3 separate regions of the Homo sapiens genome follow, and all the other regions are linked to region 2. The links are chromatin contacts, found by Hi-C or POLR2A ChIA-PET in ENCODE. All regions are on one chromosome and are shown on one strand. Each heading gives the region's core, a stretch centred on a gene start or an enhancer-like site at or near the end of the contact. The rest is flanking DNA. Distances are from core to core; before and after follow the strand shown. Region 1 has its middle 120 kb from the start of BNC2. Region 2 holds the start of BNC2 (basonuclin zinc finger protein 2). Region 3 overlaps BNC2 (basonuclin zinc finger protein 2).

Region 1 (3,225 bases), core at 288-2,787, 120 kb after region 2:
GGGGAAGCCCAGGCTGCTTCTGAGGCAAATGATGACCTTAATCATTTTCAGAGGTATGGTTTTCACCTGGGAAGGGACGTGAGACGGCAACAAGGCATTCAGTGAATATTTATGAGTGAGCGGAAAAAACTCTTTCCTCCTGTACGTGGCAGAAAGGGTAGCTGGAAGCTGTGCCAATGTAGGAGACCAGGAATTCCTAGCCTGGGAGGAAGGAAGGGCAGGGATGCAAAGGGACAGAGGGAGAAGAGGAAGCAAATTCCAGCCAGGCTGGCTCTCCTAGGAGGAGTGGCAGTGATGAAACCCTCTTCTTTAGACTCTGTCTTAGAGAAGGATGGGGCCCGAAGAGGTTTCCTCTTTCAGCAAGTGTTGGGGTGTGTGTGTGTGTGCGGGGATTTAATCAGGGGATCTACGAGCACATTCACAGACCCTTAGCTACTAGTGCTGCCCAATTCCAAGCATGTTTAGCTTTAAGTACCTCTTGTCTGGTAATCCAGGGCCAGATATCTGGAGGTGGGAACTGGCTGCCATAGCCTGTTGCTCCCCACAAGGATGAGGACAAGGGCTCCACTGGGCACCTTTCCTAGGCATGGCCAGGGTTGTTATAAAGCATAGGGTGGGAGGGTGGTTGTGGCTTTCTGTGGTATAGCTACTGATCAATGTAGCATTTGATTGATCCATTTTCTCCAGAGGAGAAGGGAGTGTGGTGGGAAAATCCTGAGGCTGAGGAGGTGGATACTTACAGGTCCTGGTCCAACTGACTGGGATCTTAGGATCACTCCCTTCTCCAACCTGAGTGGTTCCCCGCCTTTTTTTTTTTTTTTTTTTTTTTTTTGAGATGTAGTCCCACCCTGTTGCCCAGGCTGGAGTGCGGTGGCATGATCTCGACTCACTGCAAGCTCCGCCTCCCGGGTTCACGCCATTCTCCTGCCTCAGCCTCCAGAGTAGCTGAGACTACAGGCACCTGCCACCACGCCTGGCTAATTTTTTGTATTTTTAGTAGAGATGGGGTTTCACCGTGTTAACCAGGACAGTCTCGATCTCCTGACCTCGTGATCTGCCTGCCTCGGCCTCCCAGAGTGCTGGGATTACAGGCGTGAGCCACCATGCCTGGCCAACATTTTTTTTTTTTTTTTTTTTAATTACAGAATCATCTGACAAAGGAACTCTTTTAAGGAGCCTTAACATATCAAAAGATCAAGGCAGAGCCGCCCTCATTGAAGGGTTTGGAGGACCTGGAGCTTACCCTCTTCTCTCCTTCCCTGACTGGGAGGAAGGATGGGGTGGGGGCAGGGGTGGGGAGTCCTCGGAGCAGTGTGCAATCTTTAAATCTCATGATTAAAAATATCTTCCTTCTGGAGTGCTGGTATTGATGACTGGCAAATTTGGGAGTGGAAGGAGAATGAAGGAAAAAGGGAGGGAGAAAACCACCCTTATACATTTAGGACTCACAGGGCAGGAGTCCCAGACTGGGAGAAAGTCTGGACGTTTCAGCAGAGTTCAGTGTGCTGTGTCACTGTTTGTCTTGGCCTTTTTCGGCTGTGAGCAGCAGCAGCGTAAATGAATGTGCTTCATTTCCTCAGCAACAAGACTGGGTCACACATGTCCCCTCCCCTGGTGAGCAACCCAAGGAGTGAGTGGGGTGTCATGGTGTTGCCAGGGACAGGCTGACAGTAGTACCAAATTAGGAAAAGGACCGACTGAGGATGCCTGGCCAATCTGCATCCCCAATGCTCAGCCAGCAAAATCAGTGGAAGTGTGTGTAATTCTGCGGAGACTAGGATGGCATGTGCTCCGCCAGCAATGCAGGAAAAAGGATAATCAAGCGGGACATGGTTCTTGAATAAGTGTAAAGCTAAACATCATCAAAATGCTGCAACACAATACGAGGGGCTGGAAGTGGTTAGTATTGTGATTACAGAGAGGGCATCAGTATAGGATGTCATTTCTCACAAAGATCCAGGAAAATGTCTAGCATTCATTTTTATAAACAAAGCATAGCACACTGGAGTTATTTCTTATTTCAAACGTATAGTCATACTACCTTTATTTAGAACATGGGCGAGGGGATTGGAATGGTATATAAATCCAGGACAAGACTTGGTATGTAAGTTCCTCCTCAAAAAAGCAAAACGCAAGGCCTATTCTAAACAAATCCAGGGCAATTCAGCTCTGAAGCATTGTTAATCTTTTCATTAAAGGTACAGTCACTATGTTCCAAATCCTTCTTCCAAAGATCAGATCCAGATTTTCCAGCTAATGAAACAATGAAGTCATTTCTACAAAAACCAGAAGAGAGACATTAGAAAAATATTGCAGACTAGATCATTACGGTTGCAGAGACCAATAGATTTGAGTGGGACACATACACACTCACACAGGGGCATGTAAACTGTAGTCCCTATGAGGCAAATCTTAGAAGCTAAAGTGATATGTTAGACTGTGAATAAAAGACAACATGAATCAAATATGTCATCTGCAGCCACCCTCTCCTCCTGCTGCTGCTCCACAGTAGAGCTTTGTGAGTGTGAGTGTGTGTGTGTGGGTGCGTGTGCATGTGTGTGTGTTTCCTTTCAGTTCCTGGCATCAGTTTAAGAACCACAGTTGTGGCTTGTGACTGTGCCTCAGCATGCCAATCCAGGGTGTTGCTGTTTAGAGTAGTTAGCCTATTGGGAACAAAAGGTATTTGATCTTCTCTCTTCTCCTTAAGCTCAAGCTACCTAAATGTGGCTTGGCTTTGTGGTGAGACACATGCTGAACTGCTGGAAAGGGCAGAGCTTAAAATATATGGGTGCCAGTTCATTGTTGGCGACCACACTTTCCCTTGTGGTAAAAATCTTACAGACAAGCATGAGCCTACATTTCCAAATGCATGTTCCCTTTGAATTAGTTCCCTAAAGTGGAAGGTCGGGGGAAGAATATACTGGGGAGGCCTGTGTCATAAAAACTCAGGGCCTGCCCTCTTTCTGCATTTCTGCCGTGGAGTGTGCTAGCCTGTGAGTAGTGGGGGAAAGGAATAAAACATTTCTACTCACGGAAACATGCGGGGTGGTAGGGAGGGAGAAGGAAAGCATGTTGCCAATGTATATTTTTGGCACGGGCAAATACTTCTTGGTGAAGTTCTAAACGCTAGATTTAGAAATCCCCTGGCCTTTTTGAGTTGTGTCGGGGCCTTTTTCACACACACTGATGAAAACTACACTCACCTTAATGCCAAAAAACCCTTGA
Region 2 (3,255 bases), core at 407-2,906:
ATATAGGAATACATGTGTAGACAAATAGTTAACATAGGCTAGGGTAAAGGGAAGAAAAATAATACCTGCCACCGGCTTTTACAGTGTTCTTGTGTAAAACGCCCGTTAGAAGAAAAACTCTCAAGCTCTAAACAGATATATTTAATATTGTTGTGATGTCTCACTTAAACACGGCTTTCAACAATTCCAAGTGTCCACGAAGTATATAAAAATAAAACAGGCCACTTTTTGCCACTTTAATCCTGGGTACACAGGATTATTTTATGATGTCTTTTGTACGTCAGTTTTACAACAGCTTGACTCTAGGGTAAATGGGAACCATCATAAATCGCACGCTGCTTTCAAAACCACTTTAATTTCTGTCAGCGTTACTGTAACCACAGTCCTGGGCTCTTGCTTTTGTGTGTGTGTGTGTGTGTACGCGCCCCTGCATTTGACAGTCCCATCTCCTACACTCCAGTTGTGACTTTGATCACTGAAACAAGAGATGTCACATTAGGGAGCAGGGAAGAGGAAAAAATGCCAACCCGCTATCTCACCTGTATTCTCATATGTTCCCTCTATATACGGAATACACCATGTCAGATCCCCAAGTGGGGGTAACAATAGCGACGCTGGGAGGAAGCAAACTAAAAAGAAGGGAGTGGTCAAGCCCCATTTCTAACAAATCACTTCCCCGAAAGCGGACAGAGCGGCTCATCACCAGGCGAACTAATTGCACGCTTCCTCGCTGCAAAGAAGTCGCTTCTCGTAGAGGGGCTGTGCTGGAGTCTCGCTTGGCAAAGCCAGCCCATCTCCTCCACCACTTGCACTTGGAACTTTTTTTCAACCTTAAACTCACTTCACAGGAGATTTCACCTAGGGTTTTTCAGCATATATAATTTTTTATTCTGCTCCCTCCCCAGGCCCCAAATCCCACCCTCCAGTCAACGTGCAAGTAAAACAAATCGGCTCCTATAGAATTGCACTTCGAAAAGAGCCGTCTCTGCAAGGTTGATTTTCCTGCCCTGCGTTCTGCACCTTCTCCGTAAAGCCTGCGGGAGCATTTCCTCCCATCTCCATTTACCACGGGAAGATTCCGAATGTGAAGACAAGGGGAGAGGAAGAGTCAACGTGCCGGGCCCGGGCGGCTGCGCCCCAGCGCACCCGGCACCCACGCCCAGCCGCCGGTCCCTCACTCGGCGGCAAGTTGTAAAAGTTCCCGTAGGTCCCAGCCGCCTTCCTCTCTTCCCCGAGCTCCTGCCAGCGCTCCATTCATCCCCCACTCCCCTCCACCTCGTCCCCCCAGCCCGTCCCCAACGCCCTGGAGCCTCCCCTAGCCAGCCGCTCACCTTCGCGCGGAAGCCGCGAGCGGGGCCGACCTTGAGAAGCCCCCTCTCACGTGCACCCTCCCACCTAGAGCTCGCCTCAGAAACTTGGGGCCAAGTTTAGGGGAGGCCACTGGGAGCGCAGCGGGGATCAGGTCGGACCGGGGTTCTGGTCCCCGGCCCGCCCTCCTCAGCGCCCCTTGCCCCTCACGCCGCGGGCCGGAGGGCGGACACGGCCCCCGGGCGGCCCCGGTGGCGCTCGGGCGCGGGGGTCATTTCTGAGGAAGTCTAGAATAAAAGAGGAAGGAGGGTGGAAACTTCTTACCATCTCGGCATGCTGGTTGTCAAGTGCAGCCCCCGCCTCTTGGTCTCCTCTTAGCGGCCGCGCCTGGACCAGCCCCTCGGCCGCCGCTGGCTCCCTCCGTCTCGGCCTTTCTCTCCCTCCCCCTCCGAGTTCCTCCGGGCCTCCGCTCTCGCCGCCTCCGCCTCCCCGCCCGCCCGCGCGCGCCCTCGCCGCGGCCCCTCTGCGCTCAGGTGACTGATTTACACTCGCGCCGGGGTCGCGCTCGCGCCCCGAGTCCCAGCCGGCACGGTTCCCCGGCTCCTCCTCGGGACAAAAAAAAAAAAAAAGGGAACGGCTTGTCCCGGGAGGGGGCTGCCCTGCTCGCGGGAGGCGGGGGACCGGCGGGCGAGGTGACCTCGGCGGCCGTGCAAGCCCCACAAGTTTTTCCTCTCTCTGCAGAATTGTCGTGACTACAATGTTGCTTCCCTTTTGCAAAATAAAAGTCGGTCGTTGTGTTGTTTGTCCTCAGAGGTCCAGGGGCTTGGGGAAGGAGGATGTATGTTTCTCCCTCCCCCCACCGCCCCGTGACTTCTTTGGGGGCTTGTTTGTTGTTTGGGTTGTTCTTGCTCTCTCTTTCTGGGGATGGAAAAAACAACTTTGTGGGGATGGAAAAACAACCCTGGCGCCCCCCCCCCCCCCCGGGGAGCTGCGGGCGTGGAGGTAGAGGTGGCCGCTAGCGCCCAGCTGTCACACACACACAAAAAAAAATTGCGGGGCGGGGGTGGGGAGCGGAGCAAGGAGAGGAGGCTGCGAAACGCCGAGGAAAGGGCGCGAACTTTATTCCGACTGCAGCAAACCGCGGCAGCTCTTTCCTTTTCGGGCACTCGGGCGTCTCTGTCCCCTTTGACCAGTTCCTCCTCCCCAGCCCCGCACGCCCCCTCCTCCCCTGCCCCTTCCCCAGCGTCCCAGCCGCGGCCGACCCGGCTCCCCGCGACCCTCTCAGCCCAGCTCCTCCGCGCGCCGCTGGGGAGAAGGCGAGTGAGGCGGAGGAAAACCCAGCGGACAGAAACCTGGGACGCGAACGTGCTGGGAGAAAAGGCCAAAAGTTGCGCGCAGCTGGGGGAAAAAAGTTTTTCTGGTGGCGGAGCGTTTTGTGCCGGCCCAGACGCCGGCTTGCGGCGAGGGCTTCCTTCCCTTTCCCGTGGTCTGGGCCGCGGGCCTCGGGCTGGAGAGGAAGGAGGCTGTCGCGCCCGCGGGGGAAAGAACAGTCACATCTGTGGGTGACACTCAGCCGACCCAAGTCACCCTGCCCTGGAGACTCAGAAACGCCGACTACAGCCTAAGCGCGCACACGCCTGCAGCTGAACGATATTTCTTAAATACAGGCAAAACACACTCCCCGGCCGCAAGAATGGGGCGGGGGTGGGGGGGGAGCTTAATCATCATCATCTAACTAACGTACACTTTGTGCCAAAAACATCTCCGAGTTATGCAGATTTATCATAACTACAGCAAACTTTCTGGTTATCTAACATGGGAGGAAGGCATAGGTTTCAAGCATACTCCCTGAGCACTAAGAAATCAGAGAATCGGCGAAGACTTGGCAGAACAGCAGGTATGGTTACCGGTTCCTAGTGAAAAGTGAGAATCATCCCTTCTTCCCTT
Region 3 (3,203 bases), core at 218-2,717, 75 kb before region 2:
AGGTTATAAAACAAGTGAGAGGTAGCACCCAGTGCTGGGTATCAGTGACATGGCTCTGCCTTTCTCACTGCAAGGTATTGTCCTCAGGCTGGCCAAGAAGGTCCATCTCCTCTGTAAGCATCTCAGCCACATTTCAAGCAGTGATGTGTTTTTTATTCCAGATGGGAAACTCTCACTACCGTCCCCCAGCAGACTTCCTCTTACAAAGTATTGGTCAGAACTTAATCACATGACTGCTCGTAAACCAATCACTGCCGAGGGGAATGCAATTATCATGACTGAGCTTTTTTCACATTAATCTTGAGATATCTCCTGTCTGTTCATTAAGACCAAGGCTCTCCTGTTTCCAACCGCCACCCCCAGCCACCTGGGAAGAGAGAGGTGGGATAGACATCATTAACAGGGTTGGCATTAAAATTCACCTCAATTATTCTAAAAGATCCGTATGACAACTGTAAAAGGGCTGTTTTTTGTAAAGATGCACTATAGTCATTATCATCATCTAGGCCTGGGTCCCTGTAACTTAAGAAAAACACTCCACCATTAGACAAACAAAGGCACCAGAATGCAATGAACTATAATACTTTACCCATTAGGTGAGTAAGAGCCAGTAAATCAAAGGGCTTTTAAAAAACACAATTCCTCAGCTAACACCATGAAGCAAAATTAACCATATTAGTTCTCTTCAATTTTACACTTTTGGGGGTTTAGACCTCTCAATCACTCCAGATTTGTTTTTCAAAAAATTAGCTGTCCTTTTTCATTTACACAATTTTCCCCTTCCTCAAGAAGAAGTGTCAGGCTCAAATTACAACAGCTTATCTGATGGGGGAAAAAAAAAACCCATGCAAGATATATTCCTATATTTGGGCCTTTAGTGATAAGTTCATGATAAAGGAAAATACAAATACTCTCTCCTCCTCCATGCCCACGAACAGCCCAAGACTTGGAATCATTCTTCACAGGGTTCACTCACTATCCAGTCCAACTCTCAACCTCCCTAGGCCTTTAGCAGATCCAAGAAAGATGCAATCCTCTCAAGTTTCCAGAACAATGAGAATAAAAAGAAGGCTGACTAGAGTTGAAAACAGGAACACTGCCTGCATCTTTTCTCACTTTTTTTTTCAGGGAGTCCTTTAAAGCAGTGTAGGCGGAAAAGAATAAGCAAAGGAAGTAGGAAGGTTCAACACAAGATAGTAAGGCGAACTCCACATGTGACCGGTCTTTCTACAGTCCAGAGACGCCCAATCTGCACGCCTCTACACACAACAGAACTGACACAAACAAATGATGACTGCTAACTGCTAATTCTGGCTTTTTTTTTTTTTTTTAAACACACTCCAGAAGTCATTGCAATACCGGAAACATTGGGAGACTGAGCCATCTGATGACAATTACAGGAATCCTGGAAGGGAAAGAATGCTCAAGGAAGGCCAGACGGCCATGCAATTATAAACCCTAGCTCAGCCCATGTCCTCTCCACACCCTCCACATCACTGCCAGCGAGAGGAGGATGGTGACACCATTAACCAACATTCCCAGGCTGATCCCAGGCTCACACACACTGCTCCAGAGAGGATATCATGATTTTGGTTTGCTTGGTTTTCTTATCCTTTGAAGTAAGACACTTCATGATTGTCATGAGTTTGGTTCCCAAGGGTGTGAGATTTATAGGAACCAAGACTTTTACAGTAAAGAGATGATTTAAAAGGCAAACCACTAAAAATGACAGTATGAAACTAAAACGTTTCCAAGTTGCTTTAATCCCTGAACTAATCCTTGCAGAATGCCAGGGAAAGAGGATGGGAGGTAAAGGTCATGGTTAGGAAGAGAAAAAGAGCTAACATTTACTAAGCACCTCCAAGAGCAAGCCACTTTCAGGATAAAGAAACCTTGCAAAGGAGAGAGCATCCAAGTCTAACCAGAACTAAGGCTCAGAGAGACAATTTACGCAGTCTCAAAGCTCTTAAATGAAGACAATGGAGTGAAGCCCCAAACCCATCTCACTTCAAAGCCCACACTCCTTCTACTAAGCAACACTGTTAGTGAGACAGCAGGTACATAAAACAGAGACAAAGCCAGTATGACACAAAATGGCATTAACCATTCACTATCTAACCAAGGCACAATTAACTTGGCTTCTTTCGTAAGTACTTTATATAGTTTTACATCCATTTCTTTTCAATTAATATAGCATAAGTATAATCCCATATAATTAAAAATTTCACAAAAGTCTAGTCCTTTAAATAACTACACCCTGATAGATTTCATAACTGATGTCTTCTAACTTAAAGCCCTGTGCTGACAGGACTAGGAAATTTAAAACATTTGAAATAGTACATATTTAATGAAGAAGTCTCAGGAAGCAAGGAAGTATAGGAGACTGCTTAATAAGAAATCATGAAAGGCAGGAGAATGGTGTGAACCCAGGAGGCGGAGCTTGCAGTAAGCCGAGATCACGTCAATGCACTCCAGCCTGGGTGACAGAGTGAGACTCCGTCTCAAAAAAAAAAGAAAGAAAAGGAAAGGAAGGGAAGGGAAGGGAAAGGGAAAGGGAAGGGAAAGGGAAAGGAAAGGAAAGAGAAAAAAAAAGAAAGAAAAGAAGAGAAAAGAAAGAAAGAAAGAAATCCTTATTCCATAGAATTCCTGCTGTTTCAAGAGAATGTACTTGAGTAGAATCGTATTTGACAAATCTTTATAAATGGGAAACATTATCTATAAACACACACACAAGTGTACAAAAATTCAAATTAGGATTGCTAACTACCATTTATTTATCTTCAACTAATGCCTTTTGTGGGTCTCTGTACAAGGTCAAATACTGTCAAATTTTCCTTAAATTGTCGCAAGTTGAACACTTGCTTCAGTCTGTTAGCAAAAGTGGGGCTTCTACGATATGGCACAAAACAAGAGGTAGCTTTTGTTAAGGTAGCTACCTGACTACCTCACAAAATATGGTGTTGGTAGTAATAAAGTGCAACAGGAATGATAAAAGTAAAAATGATGATGATGACAATAATGGCAGCTTTCATTTACTATATCTTTCTCAGTGTCTGTCACTATTCCTAAAGCTTAATATAGATTTTTTTTTACTTAACCTTCTCTAAATCCCATAAGGTAGCTACTACTATTATCCCCAAAAAGTAACAAGCAAGTTGAACTCAGAAAACTTGAGTTCAAGTCCACACTTGGCTCTAATAAGC

What was found. A loop is a pair of places that touch in the nucleus more often than their neighbours do. ChIA-PET counts read pairs that join two places held with the same protein, here RNA polymerase II (POLR2A). Pooled maps may share reads with other maps.
Region 1: a loop to region 2 is called in a map of ascending aorta, with 3 times the contacts of the local background. The contact joins the enhancer-like site here to the promoter of BNC2 in region 2. A Hi-C loop is called at or near these places in 6 of 168 maps with a recorded cell type or tissue (IMR-90, aorta, ascending aorta and 3 more) and 6 of 50 pooled maps. POLR2A ChIA-PET finds 5 or more read pairs at or near these places in 4 of 52 experiments (AG04449, AG04450, BJ and 1 more).
Region 3: a loop to region 2 is called in a map of IMR-90, with 5 times the contacts of the local background. The contact joins the enhancer-like site here to the promoter of BNC2 in region 2. A Hi-C loop is called at or near these places in 4 of 168 maps with a recorded cell type or tissue (IMR-90, colonic mucosa, heart left ventricle and 1 more) and 3 of 50 pooled maps. POLR2A ChIA-PET finds 5 or more read pairs at or near these places in 3 of 52 experiments (WTC11 and endothelial cell of umbilical vein).

The regions. Positions count from the first base shown.
Region 1 is chr9:16,984,539-16,987,763 of GRCh38, forward strand. No RefSeq gene overlaps it. Among named protein-coding and RNA genes, the nearest start is that of BNC2, 120 kb to the left of the region's middle. Within about 2 kb of position 1,538, at least 3 of the 41 ENCODE cell types and tissues checked have a DNase peak (open chromatin) inside an H3K27ac peak, as active enhancers do; they include IMR-90 and ascending aorta, where a contact is called at or near this core.
Region 2 is chr9:16,869,014-16,872,268 of GRCh38, forward strand. BNC2 (basonuclin zinc finger protein 2) reads right to left here and starts at 1,657. Exons shown (of 7, transcript NM_017637.6): 1 at 1,633-1,657. The coding sequence starts at 1,635.
Region 3 is chr9:16,794,069-16,797,271 of GRCh38, forward strand. The region is part of intron 1 of BNC2 (basonuclin zinc finger protein 2); the gene reads right to left. Among named protein-coding and RNA genes, the nearest start is that of BNC2-AS1, 69 kb to the left of the region's middle. RefSeq lists an enhancer at 1,768-2,269. Within about 2 kb of position 1,468, at least 4 of the 41 ENCODE cell types and tissues checked have a DNase peak (open chromatin) inside an H3K27ac peak, as active enhancers do.